Regions from separate parts of the Homo sapiens genome. Here region 1 is linked to region 2. The links are chromatin contacts, found by Hi-C or POLR2A ChIA-PET in ENCODE. All regions are on one chromosome and are shown on one strand. Each heading gives the region's core, a stretch centred on a gene start or an enhancer-like site at or near the end of the contact. The rest is flanking DNA. Distances are from core to core; before and after follow the strand shown. Region 1 overlaps ZBTB20 (zinc finger and BTB domain containing 20). Region 2 overlaps ZBTB20 (zinc finger and BTB domain containing 20).

The links. Hi-C counts contacts between places; a loop is a spot of excess contacts on that map. ChIA-PET counts read pairs that join two places held with the same protein, here RNA polymerase II (POLR2A). Pooled maps may share reads with other maps.
Region 1: a map with no recorded cell type shows a loop between it and region 2 (2.4-fold over the local background). The contact joins two enhancer-like sites. A Hi-C loop is called at or near these places in 1 of 168 maps with a recorded cell type or tissue (A673), 1 of 37 single-sample maps with no recorded cell type and 3 of 50 pooled maps. POLR2A ChIA-PET finds 5 or more read pairs at or near these places in 1 of 52 experiments (CD4-positive, alpha-beta T cell).

What each region holds. Positions count from the first base shown.
Region 1 is chr3:114,583,592-114,587,143 of GRCh38, forward strand. The region is part of intron 6 of ZBTB20 (zinc finger and BTB domain containing 20); the gene reads right to left. Among named protein-coding and RNA genes, the nearest start is that of ZBTB20-AS5, 130 kb to the left of the region's middle. Within about 2 kb of position 1,561, at least 7 of the 41 ENCODE cell types and tissues checked have a DNase peak (open chromatin) inside an H3K27ac peak, as active enhancers do.
Region 2 is chr3:114,363,184-114,366,955 of GRCh38, forward strand. The region is part of intron 10 of ZBTB20 (zinc finger and BTB domain containing 20); the gene reads right to left. ZBTB20-AS1 (ZBTB20 antisense RNA 1) reads left to right here. Exons shown (of 9, transcript NR_038993.1): 5 at 3,513-3,698. Among named protein-coding and RNA genes, the nearest start is that of ZBTB20-AS1, 13 kb to the left of the region's middle. Within about 2 kb of position 2,293, at least 2 of the 41 ENCODE cell types and tissues checked have a DNase peak (open chromatin) inside an H3K27ac peak, as active enhancers do.

The DNA of each region.
Region 1 (3,552 bases), core at 311-2,810, 220 kb after region 2:
AAACATGTTTTTAGGTAAATAGGAACGGTGCAAGTGTTTCTTTGAAATCTTACAAAAGATAAAAATTAATTGAACTAACTAAGGTTCCTTACCCTATGCAAATAAGAAACGGCTTAGAAAGAAATGTCTTCAAACTGTTGAAATGTATATTCCTTAGTTGGTGTAACCAATGTGAGGTCTCAGTTACTATAATAGCAAATGTTCTATTAGATTTAAGCACATCAGTGCAAATTATTAAAATGAGACTGTCTTTGTTTAAAATAAAGCTTTAAAAAATGTAATGTAATCTCTGAGGGAGTATTGCCTGAAATGAAAGTTTTAGGCCGAGCTCTGCCACAATCCTATTGCGCATCTTGGTTCATCTGATTAAACATCTTTGGGTCTCAAAATTCACATACATTCACATTTCTAAAGTGAGTGTGATATAAAGTCATAGCTTGATCATCAAACTCCTTTCTAGCCCTAAAATTCTACGTATCTAATGAGATTAATTTATCATGAGGTGTTTTTCTTCTTTCCTTTGTTAATTTCCTTACAATAAATAGACAAATAAATGATCAAATAAGCAAATAAATAAATATTAAAAAGACATACACACACTGATAGCTATCCATCTGAATAGGAAGAAAGACTTTTTTTTGTTTGCCATTATCTATCCCCTAATGTGTATTTAAAAAGAGAGCTCCCACAGAAAAGATTTTTATTTTTTTCTAAATCAAAAATAGTGTATCATTTATTTGCCATTTAAGTTCTACTAAGAAGGAAAACACAAAATCATTATGGAAATCCTATTAGGAACTTTAGAAAGAAAAAGCTGATGAAATTCCATTTACAATTCAAATTGTTCATTCACGTATTTCCTTTTGCAGAAACTTTAAATGCTGCCTCAAACTATCTTCACCTCTTTTTCCAGGGACAATATCCCTAACTCTGTTAAAAAAAAAAAAAGGCTCTCTTCTCACACCCTTCCCACCTGTCCTCTGAGGTAGTTGTTCCACAAAGCTAAGGTATAGATTACATCAAGAGATATTTGGGATGGGAGTAAAACATTTCACCCTGGAGACAGTAATGTGTGCAATTTGCCAAGTCTAAAAGAAAGTTAAGCCTCATCACCACTTTGGCAAGAAATGTGGTTCTCATGGATGGACAATGATTATCATTTTTACACAGAACTTTTGAAAATGAAAGTACCTGGGGCACCAGCCAGAAAATAAGTACGAGAATGCAAGTTTTTTGCGTCAATATTTAAATCAGACAAAACACTATCAGTGTACCCTTAACAGACCTGAAGCGTCTAGAAAGAATACAAGGCAGCTGACACCTTGGTGAATAAGAGCAGCTCAGTTTTATGAAAAGGCCAAAGTCTTAGGGCAAACTCTCTGTTGTTCCAAGTGCTGATATACCTATGGCATCAACAAAGGCAAAACACCATAGGGGGCAATAGGCAAGGCTTCTCTTACAGGCAAGGCTCCTGTTAAAGGCTGGGACCCTCTGGACTACACACTCGAGGAACCCCAAGTGTGGGTCCCTGAGGGGAGGAAGTTTCCTCAAACAGAACGGCGAGAGGCTGAAGTTACACAGTGTAGGAGTACTCCCTGCTGGCAGCTGAGGTTGGAAATGAACTGGTGATGTCCTAGAGAGGGCTGCTTAAATTTTCTATGAGGAGGCTAATGGAGATAACAGTGCTCTTGAGGGGACAAGAGCATGGGTCTGATTAGGTTTAGATAACTCCAGATATTATGCTGAGTGAGGAGGAGGTTAAGGGAAGCTACTGATGACAGGAACTCCAACAATTGACAAAAACTATGTGTAGAGCTGGTATATACAATTTTCATTTAAGTTTCCCATCTCATATCATTCTATAAAGCATACACAGCCGTATGTGCACATGTGTGTGGGGTTCAGAGGATGCAGGAAGAAATCTATTTCTGTGCAGTTCATTTTACCCCTGCAAGAACAATCTTTGAAACCGTCTAATGTATTCACATTTATGTTTTACAAGGAATCCCTTCCATACTTCTAATGGACCTGCCTGGTATGCCCCCTGTACCACTATACCTAATCCCTAGGCAGGTGGTCTTTGTATGGGCCTGGGGCAACCACACTGGTTTCTCCCCAGTGCTCTGCTCTGTTAGGGTTCTTCTGCATAATAAAATGAAGGTCAAAATGGCAGCCTGCTAAAAGCAGCAGTATTTCAGTTGCAGGAATAACTTGCTTGTCATCAACTTGTTAATGCAATAGTCAAACATTTCTCTGACATGTACAGTATCAGCTAACTTCAGCAGATAAAGGGTCTAGAACAGGAAGATGCTGCAGATGCTTTAGCTCGGAGGAAGGCTTAGCAGAGCCAAAACGTCAGCAGGGCCTGTTTGTTCCATACTTTCCATCGGGCTCTGTGAAAGAAATGTTAGATTACTGCAATGACAAGTTTGTGACAAGCAAGTCATTTGTGCAACTGGTGCGCTCCTGTTTTTATCTGTTTACCATTCAGACTTGTGAATGCCATTTCAAGCACTTAGAGGATTTCTGGCTCCCATTAAGGGGAAATGGTTCCTCCATGTTTAGAATTTTCTACCTCAAAGAGAATTACTAAGCAATTATTTGTTCCTGTGGTCAGTGTCACACAAAAGCACTCTTGAGTTGTTTAGCTGGACTCTGAATCATGAAATGAAGTCCTGAAGACTGGATAGCTTGGAGCATCAAAAATTTCCCATCTAGTTTATTGGAATGACTACAAAGCAAGCCTGTGAGAGACAATAAAATTATGGCCAGCTTGAAATACCTTGCCCTTTTGCTCTGGGATCATATATCAAGGCCATATGCTTCAAGCCACATAAACTCACTTGTAACAAGTAGATCCTGAGAAGCTAAGGCCTGGCGATGTCACACTGACATGTGATTTAGCATATGACTGTTTTGGTGACAAGGACCACTTTAGCTGTTGAGAAGAGAATTTCCACTGACTTCTCTCTATACCTTGTGGGTAACTATAGGGTCAATACTAATCCAGAGAACATTTTAACTGTGGTAAAATAAAGTAATATAATATCAAATTAATAACTAGGGCCATCCTCACTAGGCTGACTTTTTAATAGTGAATGGAGACCCTGGCAGATTTGAGATCAAGAATTCAAGATCCTCTCATTAGGTCCTTCACCTGAAGTTGCTGAGTTTCTTCAAGTCATTTTAACCTCCTGGGACGAAGGTAGAAAATAACAGCACATGTTCCTTTCCATCTGACATAAATGGTCTCAGGGTCAATATTACAAAAGATGAAGAGTGCCTTCAGACTCAAGAACAAGAATGATACTCTCTAAACATCATTTATTCTTTCTACAATTTTACATTTTTGCCCATTGTTGGTACTGAATTTATACATAACTCTAGGTATAACTCCCTTTTTTTTTTTTTTTTTTTTTTTTGAGATGAAGTCTCACTCTTGTCACCCAGGCTGGAGTGCAATGGTGTGATCTTGGCTCACGGCAACCTCCATCTCCCGGGTTCAAGCGATTCTCCTGCCTCAGCCTCCTGAGCAGCTGGGACTACAGGCAC
Region 2 (3,772 bases), core at 1,043-3,542:
TCAGGGTCCAGACATGAATTTTAAAGGCTGTTTCCTCAACAGAGGGGACTGTGATCAGCTATTAGAATGATCCCTTATTCATTTGAAAATTGGCATGGGATTTTGACTATCTGCCGAGAGAGCCAGCAGAGAGGAGCAGAGAAGGTCTTAATTTATTCTTGAAAGAAAAGAGAACACCAAATATCTCTATGGGATATTTGTTAGATTCTGTTTTTATCTCACCTTTTCTGAAAACTAATTAAAAATAATAATGAGAAGATAAAATATGTCCTTTGCCTAGGAAACCTGAAATAATGTGAAAAACATTACAATGAGCTGGGTCAGTATACTGATTATCAATCATTTCACATTTGAAGACAAAGAATTAAACTATTCCTTTATGGACCTGTTATCCCACCTGTAAAACAAAGGTGTGTATGCTTCACAGGGATGTTGTAGGGACAAATAGAATATGAGGCACACAAGGTTCCTAGGAAGAGAAACTGTACATGAGATAGATTTAGGGCATTACTAGTATTCTAATTGAGGCTGAGTCACAGTTGTATATGACTTGTTCCTGCTGGAAGACAGTAGTCAAGGCCAGAGCTCACACAGCCAACAAATATGTTCTGATTTGCTGCTCTCAGACACTGAGTCTGACACACTGCTCAGCAATCACTTACTGCTCCCTAAAGTGGTATTTTGCATTTCTAGGATTGTCATTGTCTCTAAATTTATACTTATATACATCGCTGATGAGGTTCTTCCCTTGCAAAAAGAAATTTCAGCCTTCCTCCAATTCAAGATACAGGCCTACTATTGAATACATAACAGTACATGGCCTTCAAATGTCATGCCTAGCCAATTAGCTAATCCTTTCCCAAAATAAACTTCACTGTAATATTTTTTTTTTCACTAGCATACATCCCCAGCTTAATTACTATTCTCTGGCATGTTATTTCAGTACATAAATTATCAATATGATTTTGTGTCAAAACCAACAATTTGACCAGGCATGTTGGCTCACACCTGCAATCCCAGCACTTTGGGAGGCTGAGGTAGGTGGATCACTTGAGTTTAGGAGTTTGAGACCAGCCTAGCCAACATGGTGAAACCTCGTCTCTTCTAAAAATACAAAATTAGCTGGGCATGGTGGCGCATGCCTATAATTCGAGCTACTCAGGAGGCTAAGGCAGGAGAATAATTTGAACCCTGGAGGCGGAGGTTGCAGTGAGCTGAGATCATGCCACTGCACTCCAGCCTAGGCAACAGAGTGAGACTCTGTCTCAAACAAACAAACAAACATCCCCCAACAATTTATGCAAACAACATCAGGGAAGCTAGGAAGCTCTATGAGCTATTCTCTGCCGTTCAGATATGTTCGATTGTCTTACTAGCTGAGCTTAACAGCCTTTTCTGTTTTTAAAGGACCACCATGCATGCCTCTAGTACAGCAATCTCTAACACTTAATCAACAGTTACGTCTACAGCAATACACAATAGCCAGGTCACTTTCACCCTGAGATTATACTAAAGGCTCACAATATGCTCAGAGTGTATGGAAAAGTGTCTCATTTCTTCTAAAGATCCTTAAATTCCTTGCTTTTATAGTATTATCCAACTGATTAATTAGTAGATTCATTTTTCAACTACTGTAGCCCCAAAGATACATATCGGCAGAGCCCTCCTGATTGTATTTTACCCTTGGCCTTTTCTCCTTTTAGTTTCCTCAGTTTGCACCTGTAATTTCACTTTTAGAACTTCTCTAGGCTCGGTGGCTAAACACCACACAGCACAGGCTTTATCTGATGTGCCGGCGCCTGGTGTGGTCTAAGACACACTGGTGTTTTGTTCTTGAAGTACAGGATTGATGTTCTGAAACCTAGGCTCTAACACAAAGGAGATCATTAGCTCATTTTAAGTGTCTCTTTTCTTCCCTCCCAGCCTCCTCCTACCCACCCCAATACTTCCTTAGTCCTAAGCACTGGCAGCAGATGGCAACCATATTCCAAAGCTGAGTATACATAAAATAGTGCCATGGAGAACAGAGTGGCTTCAAAGTTAGCCTTTCTATTCAAGTGGGATGGCGGGGACTTCTGGAGGAGTGAACTCATCTCTCATTCATTTAATCCTCTATTCATTCAGCCAGGAATTTGTTTTCCTACACATCCATCTACTGTCCAGCCAGTTGAGGGAGGGTGGGCATGAAGCATCTCTCTTGAGGGCCCTTCCAGCAGGAGGGCACTAAGATTTCTATGCCAAGCTCTTGTTTCCCTGGGCCAGCTCTGCCTGCTGCTGATCAAATCATGCCATTCCTGTAAGAGGAGCTTGGGAACACAGTGTGTAGGGGGTGGATTTCTCAAGAACTATCTCCTTGCTAGACTGACAGTCACATGCTGTATTCCCTAGACAAAGATTAGACCCAGGAAAAAGATGAAACAAGGAGGAGGATGTGGGGTTGCAGAAAACTGTGCAGGATGTTACAGTAACGGGAGGTGGGAGTGGGAAAACCTTTCCTTTTTGTTGTTTCAAGGTTTGCTAGAGCTTTTGCCTAATCATCTGTTTGAGCATCTTGAAAATAAGTATCTATTTCCATGGTATCTATCAAAAACAGGCACCAGATTATACTACAAAGTTGACCTGCCATATTGCTATTAGAATTAAAACATGTAGCAGCTTACATTCAAAAGAAAGCTTTTCTGTTTCCCCAGCATGAAAAGCAGAGGGTATTTGTGATACACTTTGTTTTGTAGGTCTGCTGAATGAAAAAAATAATCGGGTAAAAAATTAGTACCTATATTTTCACAAATGGGCATAATGCTTACAAATGCACTACATCATTATTTTAGCTTCATTCTCCCCACAACATTCATTTATTCATTCAACAAACATTTGCTGAGCACCTACTCCTAATTTGTGTAAGCACTTTGCTGGGTGCTAGGGATTCAGCAGTGGACAAGGTAAACAAGATTCCGCCCTCCTGAATTCTGTCACCTGGCCAAAATAAACATTTAACAAGTACGCTGCTAGAATTTTACTTGAGAAAAAGGAATAATTCATCTTACCTAGTATTTCTTCTGAATCTTTCTTAAACATATTTCTTGAAGGTCCAGACTCCTTTAACTAAGAAGTTCTATCTTAAATCTCTCTCTTTCCATTGTTATATTCATTCCTTTCTTGGTTACAATGTGGAGAGTTCAGATTGCAACTGCTATCATTTCTGGGGGGAATGGGGGTGGGACTGTAACCCTGAGAATCCTTGCTTTTCAAACTACACATATATTTTCTCTGTAAATATTGTACCATCTAATTTGCGTCTTTGGATTTTGTTGATTAGCCATCAACATGTGATTTAAGGAATACTGCATATGAGATGCAGAAATCATGACTCAGTAAGTTATTATTTTAAAGCTCTATTTTGGGATTTATACAGACTTGTGTACAGTCTAGTTTGGCTTTCAATCTAATCTGCAACTATTACTAGGAGGCTTTTAGATCAAGTTCCATACCCATGTGTCTCTGGAATTCTACAGTGAGAAGCAAAAGTGCTCAGGAGTTAAGAGAAGCAGACGTCCGAAATTATCTCCATGCATTACCAAAAACCGTGGGCACCACGGCACGGGGAAAACTTACCAGGTACAATGAGCCAGTGACTGTTACTGAATTTCTTAAGATTACACTTTTCCCAACTACTGCAGACTGCTTCAGAATAGAAGAAGGTAAGTAAGCAGGGTGATTACAAGCAATCCTCCTCGGAAGTGAAACTCACTCTTCTAAGTTTACCTCTGTTTTG